Linked DNA regions of Homo sapiens: region 2 is linked to region 1. A link is a loop called in an ENCODE intact Hi-C map of the cell type or tissue named here. Cell type or tissue: IMR-90. All regions are shown on one strand.

What was found. Hi-C counts contacts between places; a loop is a spot of excess contacts. Peaks named below come from ENCODE experiments on the same cell type or tissue, not always from the same donor. Only the 100,000 strongest peaks of a DNase experiment are listed, where the experiment ranks them.
Region 2: it touches region 1 in a loop (5-fold over the local background); 18 of 110 quality-filtered maps call a loop at or near these places.

Annotation. Positions count from the first base shown.
Region 1 is chr4:137,120,997-137,128,996 of GRCh38, reverse strand. The region is part of intron 1 of LINC02511 (long intergenic non-protein coding RNA 2511); the gene reads left to right. Among named protein-coding and RNA genes, the nearest start is that of LINC02510, 69 kb to the left of the region's middle. In IMR-90, a CTCF peak has its summit at 4,521; a DNase peak (open chromatin) is centred at 4,486; H3K4me3 peaks cover 484 bases; H3K27ac peaks cover 184 bases.
Region 2 is chr4:138,171,913-138,179,912 of GRCh38, reverse strand. It overlaps SLC7A11 (solute carrier family 7 member 11), which reads left to right. Exons shown (of 12, transcript NM_014331.4): 11 at 519-696; 12 at 7,896-8,000. The coding sequence ends at 7,957. It overlaps SLC7A11-AS1 (SLC7A11 antisense RNA 1), which reads right to left. Exons shown (of 7, transcript NR_038380.1): 6 at 5,306-5,441; 7 at 1,736-4,252. Among named protein-coding and RNA genes, the nearest start is that of LINC00616, 45 kb to the right of the region's middle. In IMR-90, a CTCF peak has its summit at 4,211; a DNase peak (open chromatin) is centred at 4,352; H3K27ac peaks cover 880 bases.

The sequences.
Region 1 (8,000 bases):
AAATTAAAGTCAATTTAAAATATACTCCACAAATCTGATTGTAATCTACTTACCTACTTATCTACTATTATCTACTTACCCAAACCAGCCTGCTCCCTACCTCACTCTTGTCTTCTGTGTTTAGAAAATTTAAAATCTGTGAGAAAATTTAACCAAGATAATTTGTGCATGTGTGTGGGTAAAGTGAAGGGTGGAGATAACTGCTCTTTTCAAGTCATACATTTTCTGTGGTAAATTTAAGAAATCATATTTAAATTTCTTTGTGGGTGTGCATATATAAAGATTGCAAGGTTATAGGTAATCGCTATTCACGTTTGCTTTGCAAAGCTCACAATTTATAATAGAAAATCTATCTGTTTAGTATGTGAAGGACATAGAAAAAATACAAGTGTTTATAAATTAAAGAAATCAGAGCCAGAAGACTGGGAAATTGTAGAAAGATTAATAATATCATTGAAAATCCAATTTGCCTGCACAGAAAATCATATTTTCTGAGAGAAATATTAATATCAGAGATGTCTAAATAGGTTATTTAAAGATTAAATTGCAAGGGATGGAGGAGTAAGAACAAAAACAAAGTCAAATAAATAAAAACTAACATTGCAGAAACTTGAGATCTTACAGATGACTGATTGTTATCTACTTAAATATCTTTTGATTAAGTAAATGTAAAAGATTATTCAGAGTTCTATATTTTGAAAGAATTTGTAGAGATCATTACGCACATTTTCTTTAAATTAGGCCAGAGTTATTTAAGACACCCTGCGGTGCCAAATAATGGGCAAGTGCCAGAATAGAAAAGTATGTAAATTTAATATGTATAAGCAGGATCTTACATCCTGGCTGTACAGATAGAGGGCAATGATGGAGTTTATTTTCACACATAAGATTAATGAACATGACTATCTATCTTTTCATTTCATTTTATTCCATTTTAAATGTTAGCATATTTTCAGGAAAATTTATGCAGCTATTGGATGAAATCTGTCTCAATATTTCCATATATTAGAAATACACAAATATGGCAATCACATTCATTTAGATTATGTTACGAACTCTGCAGCAATTTACAGACACTGGACAGGTTATGTTTTTCTTTTTGTAATTTTTAAATTCCTAAAGAGACTTCATCTTTCCCCCAAATGTCTTTTTGGGGAACTGTGTTCATGCGTGGAGGAGTTTTATTTTGTAAGTACTAGACAGTGTGATCTTTCATGTTTCTACTTGCTTCATGAGATAATAGCAAAACAAATGAACAAAAGCATGTTTACCTATCTTAAAATTATCTAGTTTTTTGGCTTTCAAATTTGCTTCAAAATAGAATAGTAAAGATATTTTTCATAGCTAAACAGCGTGCAGCCATGGTTTTTCTACCAAGCTTTAGTTTACATGGCATTCTTCATGGAGAAATCTGATCTTCAGTTATGCTTGTCCAACTTTTATCTATATTGTGAGGCCAAAATAAAAACTTTTGCTTACTGCCTGAGATTTAACGTAAAGCTTCCATTCAATAGTAATGATGAATTTTTCCCTTAGTCTACTTTCTTTTAGAACTTATATTATTTCATAGCTTACTGTATTTGTAGTTTTTGTCTCTGAACATAAATTTTAAACTTCTTGAAAACAAGAACTAAACTTTTATATTAGATTTGTCTTTATAGCTGCCAGTACCCACAAAGTAATTGGCCAAATATCAGGTCTTTAATTAATACTTCTTATCTAAGTAAGGCATCATTTCAATTTGTGTATTTGAGGTAGTAATAAACTGCATGTGAACAGTTTCTGCTAGTGTGGAGAAAATGAGAAAATAAAATATTTCATTTAAAAAAACGTCAAAATTTTATGATAATTGAAAGTAATTAAGGCGACTCAACAGTCAAATGGTTTAGACGATTTTTAGATTTAAAGCCTGGAGCATAGTAATATTGCTAATTTAAGTAAAGTTCATTTGTGGAGTAAAATTGTTTTATGTATTTTTGTCCATGGATATTTTGGTGTATCAGAGGGACCAGAATTAGTTTTAAGATCAGTAATTATCAGCAAGGATGTGGGAAATTTCACATTAACTCGAACCAGAATGCGAGAGAAACAAGAGCAAAGGCTGTGGCAGAACATTTTGGAACTTGCTGAATATGAGGCCATATTCTAAATTCCTTGGTGGCACCTGAGCCTTTTCATTAAAATAAGTTGTAAAGTCATCTACTGACAATCAGCAAGAACATCTTGGGAACAGGAACAAGTAGAAGATTGTGACAGTTGTTCACATGATGAATAACAAGCTTAATTATAAATACTAAATGTAAGATATTACCATTATCAACACAGTAGTATCAAAGTTAATATTGATTACTTGGCATTCTGCTACAATTTTATTTTATTTCATCTTCACAATGCTATCAGGGAGGCACTGTTATTAATATTTTTTCCCATTTTATAGAAGAGAGGTCTAGGAATTAAACTAAGGAAGTCACCAAAGGTCACACAAAAAGCAAAGGTGAAAGTTTTTATTTGAACTTTGGCTAACTCATGCCTTTGTTTTTTCTATCACAAAATATTGATATACCACACTTACAAATATTATCAATTTTGTAGTTATTTTAATTATTTTTTTGCTCCATACTCTAAATTGTGAATGTTGAATATTTCCTGTTACAAAGAAACAGACCAATGAAACAGGTGTAGATGTGGCACCAATCTCTCTACATCTCTCTTTCTCTTTCTCAATCTCTTTTATCTTCTATAGAAAGGAAAAAAATAGATGACATCTCTTCTGCAGTAAGATGTTAGAAGGAGGCCGGGCGCGGTGGCTTACACCTGTAATCCCAGCACAGATCACGAGATCAGGAGATTGAGACCATCCTGGCTTAACACGGTGAAAGCCTGTCTCTACTAAAAATACAAAAAATTAGCTGGGCATGGTGGCGGGCGCCTGTAGTCCTAGCTACTTGGGAGGCTGAGGCAGGAGAACGGCATGAACCCGGGAGGCAGAGCTTGCAGTGAGCCGAGATAGCGCCACTGCACTCCAGCCTGGGCGACAGAGCAAGACTCCGTCTCAAAAAAAAAAAAAAAGAAAAAAGACGTTAGAAGGAATACTACTTTAATATTTTGCTCCAAGCAGAGAAAAGTCTATAGTTAATGGCACAATACCTGGATCAAATAGCCATTTTGTCAGAGATGCTATTGATTAGAAAGCCTCTGAAGTTTTTGCACTGTTTTTTGCTCTCTCTTTTTTGCCTCTGGTCTCAACCGTAAACTTGGCAAGGCACTTCCTTCAGCTGATTCAATTGGTTGATTCCATGTCTCTCCTCATTTGTGGAAGGATATATCTACCTGAGAGGTGGTTGAATCTAGGTGTTAAGGGTCCAGGTTCTGAAAACAGACTGAATTTAAATTCCAGCTCCATCATTTACTTCCGCAGCCCTAAGAGAAAATTTATTAAGCTTTATCTGCCTCAGTTTTTTCACCTTTAAAATGAAGTTATTAATAATACTACCTACAAGATGAATTGTTATGAGGATTAGATGAGTTTATATATGTATTATTCTTAGTGTCCAATATATCCTAAGCTTTAACTTTTGCAATAAAAGAGATACTTGATCATAAATATTGAGTGTCACCAAAAATTAGAAAATAACTTTACATATGTCCAAAATAGCATTTTTCAATAGCATAGAACTCTGGTCAAAACTTTGCCCCAGCACTGTTAGATCTCCCATTGACTCATGTTTTTTGCTTACTATAACAAAATATGCTGCTTGCCTCCTGCTGGTCCCCAACCCCCAATGACAGATATGACCAGCTTTGCAAGTCACACAACGTGACGCAGCTTTCCCCATAAACCAGAATCCTAGGGGGAGGGGTTTGTCCAATCTTATTAAAGAAACTAAGCAAAATGAAACTTAAGCCTTGAAGACAAGGTTCTACTTTATTTGCCGTTTTCAGGATTTGAGTCACAGTGGCAGATGCTAATTTATATGCAAGTTTTATTCCCTGATGGTGTGCCAAAGTTTTGGTAAAAAATGAGAATGTTAATGAAAGAGCCGATCATCTTCAAGTGTTGAATTCAATATTCGTGCTGCATTCGAGGTAATTTCACGAAGAACTGTGGCATTAATAAATGTCTTTCTCATCCTAAAGCACTTATAAATGAAAATAATATTTGTCAAATTAAACCCTGTGTACTATATATAATACTATACAGAATCATGAGTACTATGTACACTTTCGGAAACAAGGTAGCCAAAACAGTTTCAGAATAGGGACACCTGAGATAATCACAAAAAGGAAACATTCTCCTTGTAAAAATTTTAAAAATAAATAGAAAACGTTTTTCTCTTTTGTTTTGACTGTACCTAAAGCCTTATAATTTAATTTATGTTAGAATATATGAGGATGGGGAAAAACACAGTAGTGAAACATTTAAGTTCCTTGGAGAGCTGCAGTCTGTCCAGACAAAGCTGAAGTGTCTGTTTTCCTGCAAGGATGGCAGTGAGTGAAAAAGTGATGTACAGAGACCTCTAGAGACTGGAAAGCTTAACTACAGTTAATACTATGCAGATAGGCTTCAATGCTGTACTGTAATTGAATTACTCAGGGAGCTATAACACAGCTATAAAGAGAACAAGGTACTATTCTATTCCTAGTGATGTGGTTAAAATCAGCATTCTCAAAAGCCTTATGCTTTTGGCTATTTTCTCTTTAATGATTTAATTAAGGTAAAATATGCTTTACATTTGCTCTACTGCAAAAACAATGATTAAACCACAGATGTTCATACCAAAAACATATAAATTATCAATGTGTGCAGAACATTTATTCTTAGAAAAACGTGGTAAGCATTTACCTGCTGCCGTGGCATAGGATATTCTATTTACTTTGGCTTTTACTTACTTGTTTTGGAAAGAAAAGCTGTCGTTATCACGTTTATTTTCCTTTTTTGATATATTGGATTCCTCCTTTTGATAGCTTTGATTATGGCTGGTAGATTTCTTTAAATACTCACTAATAATCCTATAAGAACTTATTGGAATGGAAATAACACAGTTTACAATCAGTTCTGTCTTCATTTCAACTAATTTTTTTGCTCTGTGCACGAAGTTATGAATGTTGAATATTTCCTGCTACAAAGAAACAGATCAAATAAACAAGAATAGCTGCTCTACTTCTGTCTCTGTCTCCATCTCTCTCCCTCCTTCTCCTCTCTCTCTGTCTGGCAGACACATACGTATTAGTGTATTAGCCATTAGTATTAGTCGAGGTTCTCCAAAATAACAATACCAATATCCAATATGGGGTGTAGCGTGTGTGTGTGTGTGTGTGTGTGTGTGTGTGTGTGTCTCAAGGAAGAGAGGGAGAGAGATAGATGATAGAGAGACAGAGAGAGAGAGGGAGACAGAGAGAGAGAGATTGATTTATTTTATTTTATTATTAGGACTAGAAAGTTCAAAATCTCCTGGTCAGGTTGACAGGCTTGAGATCCCAGGGAAGAATTGATGTTTTAGTCTCTAGCTCAAAGGCAATCTAAAGGCAAATTTCCTTTCAAGGCATTCAACCAACTGGATGAAACCCACTCACATTTGGGAGAGTAATCTTGTCTTCCTCAAAGTCTATTGATTTAATTGTTAATCACATCGGAAAGATAACTTTACTGCAACATCTAGACTACTGTTTGACTAAAAACTAAGTACCATGGTGTAGCCAAGTTGACACATAAAACTGACCATTGCGCTGAGTAATTCTGACAACTTTATAAAATTTGACTATTCTAAGTGAACCAAAGCAAATCAAAGCAAGCAAAATATTAACATAAATATACACACAAATAATACAATTATATAATAACTAGTGATGGTATATCCTAAGAATTCTACCTAATCACAGTAAAATATTTCTCAGAAAGACAAACACTGCAAAATGCCTACCTTGCAATTAAAGTTCACAGCTATCTGATGTTCAGCCTACCAAATTCTTTTATTATTTATTTCTTCTTGAAGAATAAAGCTAAATTTATAATTAAACTATTTTAATAATCACACCCAAGTTCTAGTTATTGAATCCAGACAGATATGTTTTCATTGATTACAGATTTTTTTCTTGTAGACATGTGGAGATCCCAGCGAAGAGTTGATTGAGATATATTTCCTTAATATTTCAAATAAAACTGGAAAGATACTTTAAGCCAAATATGTCATTTATTATTGAGCATATAAATAAGGATAATATGCTTGCTAATAATTTTATAATCTTTTATTTTTTAAAATCCCAAGTAATATAATTAGTTTTGAGTTATATTGACACAAAATGGTGTCCTCTTGGTTTGAAATTGAATTTTAATTAATATTACCTATGCAAAAATACTTGGAATATATTAGTGATACTGTCTTCAGCCACCATTATATATTTAAATATGAATTTGATATAAAATACTCACTGACTTTGCCTTTTAAAATCTGTGAATACTATTTGTATATTACATGATAGCGTATTTCTGAGAGTACTTTCCTCATCATTCTTTTTTGGATAGGCATCTGCATTCTCTTAATATGCAATGAGTAGAATATGACTATGGACTCATTTGACTAATTAAAAAAATTGCTCATGCACATAAAGTAGCTTGTATAAGATCATATTGCAATTTAGTATTCATGCCAGAAGTAAAACCTACATTTAGTAGTTTTGAATACAGTGTATAATCATTTGAGATTTACCAAGTGGGGATCGAGTAACTGGCGAAAAGTCTGTATACATTTTTTAAAACATGTTTAGATCATTATATTTATTTTTCAGCCTTATTAAGGTATAACTGACAAAATTTCAATATATTACAAATATACAATATGATTATTGAGTCTATGTCTAAATTGTGAAATGATTACCACAATCAATTTACACATCCATCACCCCACATAGTTGCTATTTTATGTGTTGGGGGAGGCATGCTGAAGACAGTTAAGATCTACTCTAGCAAATTTTAAGTAAACAATTCAGTATTATTAACTATAGTTGCCATGCTATACAGCTTCAGAATTTATTCATCTAGCAATCGAAAGTTTGCACCGTTTTACCTGCATCTCTCCACGTCCCCCACCTTCCCACTTCCTGAAGTCACCTTTCTACTCTACTTTTATGAGTTGAGCTTTCTTAGATTGCACATGTAAGTGAGATTATACAGTATTTGTCTTTCTGTGCCTGGCTTAGTTTATTCAGCATGACGTCTTCCAGGTTTATCCATGCTGTTGCAGGCGTTCCTTATTGTTTATGGCTGAATAATATTGCATTGTGTATATGTATCATGTTTTCTTTAGTCATTCATTAGTCTATATGCTTCTTAATTCCTTAAAGACCTGAGGAAATGGCAATATAATCCCTCATCTATATATTTTTAATAGACTACATCAGAATCTGTATAAGTCTCTAATAGAGATATTTTTAATATAGCTAGTAAAACACATAGTAAGATAAATTCTGAACAACAGTTCTGTGTTTTGTTTTGTTTTAAAGCTAAGTAGTTTAAGGCTAAATTGCAATCATGATCTGTAGTTAATGGACTGATTTTCTTTCATCCTGAATCCAAATGTAATATAAAATTGAATGAGAAGTATTTAAATACAAAATAAGCAGAGGTGCAGCATTAGATGGGCCAGATGAAATCTGAACGCAGAAAATATTGAGGGAGAAATCAGACAAAAAAATAAAAACATAAATGAGTACAGTGCTGATAAAAGTAGCTATAAAAAGTACCAGGGCACAGATATTTGCCCAAATGGAAAGGGCTATTTAGGAAATAGAAAGACTGTAGAGGATCGGGATCACAAATAATGACAAGTACAAGAGCAGCTTTATCTCTGAGCCTTCTTTCATCTGAAAGTAGGAATCATGTATCAAATTACCCTATGCAGTAATATGGCTGGAATAGCTGCTAATTGGAATTAACAGTTATCAATGTTGATGGAAATTTGTTTGGTACTGCCCATGCAAGGCATACTGAATATGAGAGAGAC
Region 2 (8,000 bases), 1.1 Mb before region 1:
GTGGCATCTTTATTAGCGGTTGAATAGGAGTTGGCTTGTTTTATTCCTGTCAGTTATTATTGTGGATCTCAACAGAAAAATCAATATGCACTGAAAGACTTTAACATGTAACAAGCAGCCGGTGCTCTTGACTCCACATTAAAGTGGGTTCTAATCATAATTATCAAAGAGCCAGTCTTTTAAAATCAAAACCATAAATCATCATGGCATTTAACTAGTAAAATAATTCCAACAGAACATCTCTAATAAAGTATCCATTTTTGTCCTTAGAGTTTGTTCTAGCCAAAGATTTAAAAACAATTTAAATTAAGTTGAATTACATTTAAGGGAGTACGTTTAATACATTATCTGTGCACCATGAAAGAGATTTTGCTACTAAGGCACGTTGGTGCCTGTTACCTGGTCGCATGACTACAGCATATCACTAAAGTATATGTCATGACTGACACGCTCATCTCAAACCCAGCTTCTGTTGCTTGAACATGTTTGAAGTGACTTTTTTGTGTTCTGTGTTCCAGGTGCCACTGTTCATCCCAGCTTTGTTTTCCTTCACATGCCTCTTCATGGTTGCCCTTTCCCTCTATTCGGACCCATTTAGTACAGGGATTGGCTTCGTCATCACTCTGACTGGAGTCCCTGCGTATTATCTCTTTATTATATGGGACAAGAAACCCAGGTGGTTTAGAATAATGTCGGGTAAGAATTTTAAATACTTTCAGGACATTGTGCAACACCATGTAGAAAACCCATAAAGGTGTGCATACATAATATACTTAACATTTAAAAATGTAAGTGGCACAATTGATTTGAGAACATTATGGCATTTTAATTGGAACTGCTTTTTGGCAGGAAGGACATTTAGGGTACAGCCGTTGAATCCTTTTGGATATTAGTTTGGGCTGCTGTAATCACTTCTTAGGAGAAACAGCTTTGTTTTAGATGAAATTTTATCAGTAGTTCTCTAATCGACCTAATCTCTCTTTGAATCCTTTACTAACCTAATTATTTTCCTTCTAGTTTGAATGCAGTTTAGTGATTTTATATCATAATATGTAACTTGATGAGTGACACGAGATTTGTTGGGGAGTTAGGCAGTGGCCTGCAAATGCCTTAAACATTATGACTGTACGCTACCTTAAAAGGAAGGGTGACTCATGAAGGATTATAATAACAAGAACAATGGAGAGAACAATAGCAGCTTCCACATGTGAGTGCACATGTATGACTTCATTTAATTTTTTTTAAATTTTACTTTAAGTTCTGGAATAAACGTGCAGAACGTGCAGGTTTGTTACATAGGTATACATGTGCTATGGTGGGAATGTAAATTAGTTCAACCATTGTGGAAAAACAGTGTGGCAATTCTTCAAGAACCTAGAACCAGAAATATCATTTGACCCAGTAATCCCATTACTGGGTATATACCCAAAGGTTTATAAATCATTCTACTATAAAGACACATGCACACGTATGTTTATTGCAGCACTATTTACAATAGCAAAAACTTAGAACCAACCCAAATGCCCATCAATGATAGAATGGATAAGGAAAATGTGGCACATAAATATGATAGAATACTATGCAGCCATAAAAAAGAATGAGTTAATATCCTTTGCAGGGACATAGATGAAGCTGGAAGCCATTATTCTCAGCAAACTAACACAGGAACAGAAAAGCAAACAGCACATGTCCTCACTCATGAGTGGGAGTAGAACAATGAGGACACATGGACACAGGGAGAGGAACAAGACTTTATTTAATTCATATAATATCCTACTGAGGTAGGAAAATTATTATCCCCAGTTAATAGGCTTTGAATTATAGCATGAGAGAATTCAGGTCACTTGTTCCAAGTCATACAGATATAAAGTAGAATAGCTGAAAGTCAAACTCAGGCAGTTTTATATTTTAGGAGAATCACCCTGGGGGTTATGAGGATGGATTAAGATAGGTTGGGGCTGAAGACAGAATATTGACTTTGGTGGTTACTGCAGCAATCCTGATGAGAATTGAGGGGGATTCTGAAGACAGGCAGTATCAGCAGGGTCTGAGAGAAAGTGAAACATACTAAAAGGAAAAATCAGCAAGACTTGGTGACCAGTTAAACTGGGGGAGGAGAAAACATAGTAGATGACTAGGTAGGAAGGGTGCTTATGAATAGCCTGTGTTGAAAGCATATCTCTCTGTCAGAGGCTCTCCTGAGTCCTCTCCCCTACATGATCATCTCAAGCAATCCTCAACAAGGTTGATGTGTGAGGTGCTATTATTCCCAAGTCCAGATGAGAACACCAGAGCTCAGGAAAATGGAGAATTTATTTTTGAGTGTATGTATTTTAAACCATAGAACTAGGAATTGAACCCACATCTGCTGGACTTCTAAGTTCATGCTCTTTCTAGACTGGATCCCTTGTGGAAGTGGGGGGGGCGGAGAGAGAGAGAGAGAGAGGGAAAGAGAGAGACAGAGAGAGAGAGGGAGAGAGAGAGACAGAGAGAGAGAGAGAGATAGGTAGGTAACAAATATAGCCAGAAGGGCAGATCTATTCTCGCTGGTGAATGTGGTGAGTTTAGAACATAGCTTTCATACTTTTTCTTTGTTTTAATTTACTTACTTTACCATAATTAATTTTTTAAATTCCAGTTAAAAGTTTGGGGAGATTTCTGGTTAAATTATTAATAAATAATGCCAGTGTTACTAAAAAAACAAACAACCAAAAACCTTGATATGCATATTGAATCTCTAGTGTGCTGTGCAGACTCATTGAGAAGTCAGTCCTTTAAAGCAGAGTTTTATTAATACCTTTTATTAGCATTCAATTGGAATTTTGCATCTTTAGATCTTATACTAATATTTATATCTGGATTTTGTTTCCCCAAAGAAATGTTACTATACAAATGAGGTGCTTTATGGCTGACACAGGCACACTGATTGCCTTAACTGAGTATTTAATCTCTATTTCTTCTCAGATCACACTAGCTTTCTGTGGAATATTTTTAAGTTTTCTGTGTTCTAGACACTAAATATAGAGCCTGTTCTGAGGGAAAAGGGATCTTATTAAATACCATTTACCATTAGGGTTGCTTTATTCATTGCTAACATTTAGGATAGATTAGCACTCATCGCTGTGAAATCTGTCTGTCTCCCATACTAACCAAGACAGTTAAAACCCCTGAGCAGCACAGAAAATTAAGAGAATTGAGGAAGAAAGAGCTGGTGGTCCTAGAGTTAGACTAGAAGAAAGGGAGCATGATGAAAGAGCAAAGCCATTGTTCGATCCCACTTTAGCAGGCATTTTGTTCCTCCTGTTTGGAGTCAGCCAACTCTAATAGTTCTTTCCTCTTGCTAACAAGCACGTGTGTACTTTGTATTATTTCTTTGTCAGTTCATCTCAACAAGCGGTTTTCATGCTTGATCCTTCATTGATGTCTTTTGGTGTTCATGTAATTTTAAAGTTTGTTGCTATTTTTCTATCTCTAATGATGTTTTGAACATTTCCAAGGCCTCCAAATTTAGTGTTAGCCATTTGTGAAACTAGCAGCAATGGAGTAGTCCCATAATGGTTATTTGGTTCTCAAAAATGCCATTAAGTCTTACCAGGGAGCATGGCAATTCTGCTTTTAAACTGCGATCATTGTAACTCTTTATCTTTATAGCTGCCTTGAAAGTGAGTAGCAAAAAGCAACAGTCCTCCGTAATTTTGTTTGATTTTTCTCTGAGGCAGCATTCTTGTAGTAAAATAAAGAAAATTCATAATATTTATTGCTGCAATAGGAAGTATTTTCTTAGCCTTTGGCCAAAACAAAACACTCACACACAGACGCACAAACAACAAAATCCTGAAGCAGCGCCCTGTCCCTTCTCCCAACTACTCTATGATCATTTTGTTAGAGAGAAACTCAATGTGAACTTAGAGACCAAGAGCCTTTGCTTGGAGCAGTTTGTTCAATGATTTAATATCATGTTCTTTCATTAGGTAAAATTCCAAAACCTTTATATTATCATTTATTTTTACCCTGATAATGCATGAGTAGATCAGCCCTGTGAAAATGATAGTCTATCAAAATGCATTTTACCTAGGTTGTTTCCATGAAAAATGAGAGGTAACCAAATAGCACTCGGAAAATGGTGAAAGGCTGCTGAGAACTGACAGCCAGGGAATGTTCAGAATCCAAGGAGCTGAGATTTTCAGAGATTTGATAAATCTCTCCAGCCACAGGATGCCAGTATTGAACCACTTTTTGTTTGATAGCATTTCTAGGGAGAAAAGAAAACATGCTCTTAAGGGAATGGTGAGATACACGGAAAGCTTTTTTCTGCCATCTGTGACAGAGTGGTTTATTCTTCTGGTGGGTTAGTTATATTATTTATTTACTTATAGAAACACAAGCTTCTCACGCGAGGAAAAAGGGGCGGATACCCCAATGACATATGCAAATACACAAAGATAGCAAGACCTGGCAAACCTGGGCCAGGACTCACAGCAGCTGTTTTACTTGGCTGTCTCTATTTAGCAGCCAAACCTTGTCACGGGGTTGAGTGAGGTGACTGGAAGTGGGTCCCTCCTGCTCAGGGAGAGAGATAGAGGACAGCCTTATTTAAACAAAATCTTTGATTATAAAAAATCAGACTGGGAAACACCAGCAGAATGACTGTAATGCATCTTTGTGGACAGTGAGTTTGCAACTCCAGAGTCCTAAAAGCATATGCTGCATACAGTGGGTCAAGATAACTTCATTTATGTTAAATCACTGACAGCTGAATAATGCATTTAACAGACTGTTCACAAAGACTGCAGTGCAATATGTAAGTTAATTAAGCTTGCCTACATTTCTTAGGGGTCCAAACTATCTTCATTGTAAGAATAAAATGAGATCATGCTTGTGAAAATATTTGTAGCCTTAAAAAAATACTATTATTCTTATGAAGACTTCCAGAAAAAAAATGGCCTTGTGCCACATCACAAATGTGGCAATTTTTGCTGTAGTTCCCATATTGGTACCAGGTATGGTTGGGTAAATCAAATTTTGCAGGGTCAGTTGTTGTTTCAAATTATTTCAAGAATAACTACTGAACATGAAAGGTAAAGCTAAAAATACTACAACTGTTATTTGGTCCTGTACCTTACAGTTACTGAAAACACCAAATGCAGACTCATTAACACACCTTTATTTAAAGAAAGAGTACCGCGGGTTGATTATCCTTAAAGCCGAAAGACTTTTTCAACATGGATGTAGACATGACAGTTGAATGCCACATACTCTGCAGCTTTCCCCGGCAAGCAGGAAGCTTCCTTAAAGACATACTTGCCTCTCTTGAGCACTGCTGTCTGGTCCACTGCTGTAAGATAATCTAGAAGGAGAAGTTGCTGTGACTTCAACAGGTACTCATGGTCAAAATCAATTACTCTGCAGAAGCCTTCATTACGATGAAAGTCATTCAAATCCTGAGATTCCAAGAGAGATCACATAAGAAAGACACATTGGATATTGTCAACAGGGCTGATTAAACACAAAGGAAGAGGAAAGATAGCAGAAAGTGTGCAAAACCAGAAGAGAGATTCTATGGCCATGTGCTGCTACTGAATAACGGACCCAAACCAAGCTTTTAGGAAGGAGAATGACACATTAGGGAAGCAGCAGGATCTAAGTTGCTCCTCATTTGTCTGAATGGAGGCAATGTTATGACATGCGGAAGCAAGATGTCTAAGATAGCAGACATCTGGGGGTCCCTGAATATAGAGAAACATTTTTGGAAAAGGCTTTCATGTTGGGTGTGGAGGGCAGTCATGGAGATTAGTTCAGGAGGCTATGGGCAGGAGGATCTCTTTGGGGAGACAGGGCTGTAGATGATGTCTCTTTAACATCACTGCTTTACATCTGGCCATTGCAGATGCCTGAGATCTCTTGTTTTTCTGTTTGTTTTAAACTACTGTCACGTATCCCTAGCCCCTTCTCTGTCTAAGCTACATTTTCTTTACTATTTATTAATATTTCCTTTTCCCACAAATGCCTATTTTTATAGAATAAGTTTGTCATTTCCCTTTTCTGAAAATATGGGCTTTAATTGCTCTTGAGTGCTCCCTTATGCTGCACTTACATCTCAATGTAAAGAGTCGGCTGTGTAAAATACAGTTTATTTAGGAAACACTCAGAGTTTATAATTTACCGAGACTGTGCTGGGCCCTTTACAATTAATATAGACTGTAAAATTAGTGGGCTGAGGACAGTATCTTTGACAAACACAGAAGAAAAGGATGAAAAAAATACTTTTTTTTTTTTTTGAGATGGAGTTTCATTCTTGTTGCCCACGCTGGAGTGTAATGGTGCAATCTCGGCTTACAGCAACCTCTGCCTCCTGGGTTCAAGTGATTCTCCTGCCTCAGCCTCCTGAGTAGCTGGGAGTACAGGCATGCACCATCACACCCAGCTTATTTTGTATTTTTAGTAGAGATGGGGTTTCTCCATGTTAGTGGGGCTGGTCTCGAACTCCCAACCTCAGGTGATCCACCCACCTCAGCCTCCCAAAGTGCTGGGATTGCAGACATGAGCCACTGCACCCGGCCTGAAAAAAATACCTTTTAAAATGTCATTAAATATGGCTTGAAAGGAGCTATTACAGATAACAAGCCATGAATGAGGAGAAAGACTCTATGTCCAGATGAAAGACTATCTGGGCCTGAAACCATCAAGAGGTCAGGCTGTAAACAGCTCCAGGACTAGCAGGACATTGAAAAGGTTCTGTAGGAATTCATTACAAAGATAAGAAGCAAACTGGCTGGGCATGGTGGCTCACACCTGTAATCCCAGCACTTTGGGAGGTCGAGGCAGGCAAATCACTTGAGGCCAGGAGTTCAAGACCACCCAGACAAACATGGTGGAACCCCGTCTCTACTAAAAATACAAAATTAGCCGGATGTGGTGGCACATGCCTGTAATCCCAGCTACTTGGGAGGCTGAGGCAGGAGAATCGCGTGAATCTGGGAGGTGGAGGTTTCAGTGAGCCGAGATCGCACCATTGCACTCTAACCTGGGCAACGAGTGAAACTCCGCCTCAAAAAATCAAAACAAAACAAAAAAAGAGGCAAACAAGAACTAATGTCCCCAGAAACCAAGGTCATAGAGTTCTAGAACTGCTAAGATAAAATGACCTTAGAAATCATCTAGCTCAATGGTTCTGAAGGAAAAAAGGTAGACTTCCTTCTGAACACTGGAGCCAGCCTTTCTTGGGATGCCCTCAGTTCCTACATTTTTGTGTCTATCAGAATTACAGACTGCTAGGCCCCATCTTCAGTTTCTAATTGAGTAGGTCTAGGATCGAGCTTGAAAAGATGCATTTCTAGTATGGTAGTTGATGCTAATTTTGTTGGTCCAGGGACCGCACTTTGAGAATCACTGATTTAGTCTCTCATTCTACTGATTAGGCAAATTAGGCCCTAGGAGATAAGACAACATTCTCAATAACATGTTACAAGTTAGAGAATGAAAATTACATTCTGATTCTCCTCCAGATTCTTCTGAGGAACTGATTGTAATCTCATAGGTGCAAAAAGAATAAACCAATTTTAAACTGATATAAAGTGTATTTTTAAACATTTATTTATATATTGGTCCTACTGTTTCAAAATATTTTCACCCTTCTGGTCCATGAATAAAAATCCTTATTTGAATGCAAAATATTAATGTATTCTTGCTGAGAAGCCATCATGGGAAGTTACAGAAGTGACAAATAAATTAATTGAGCATGATAGAATTCTAATGAAGTAAATAATTCTTGAAAGTGCTCTATGAAGTAGACAGTTGTGTGTTTTTGGTATTCAACCCAAAATAATTCATATTTTGCTATTTTTAATGCATTTCTGATTTCCATGCATTTTTAATTCATTTTTATTTCTTTGTAGAGAAAATAACCAGAACATTACAAATAATACTGGAAGTTGTACCAGAAGAAGATAAGTTATGAACTAATGGACTTGAGATCTTGGCAATCTGCCCAAGGGGAGACA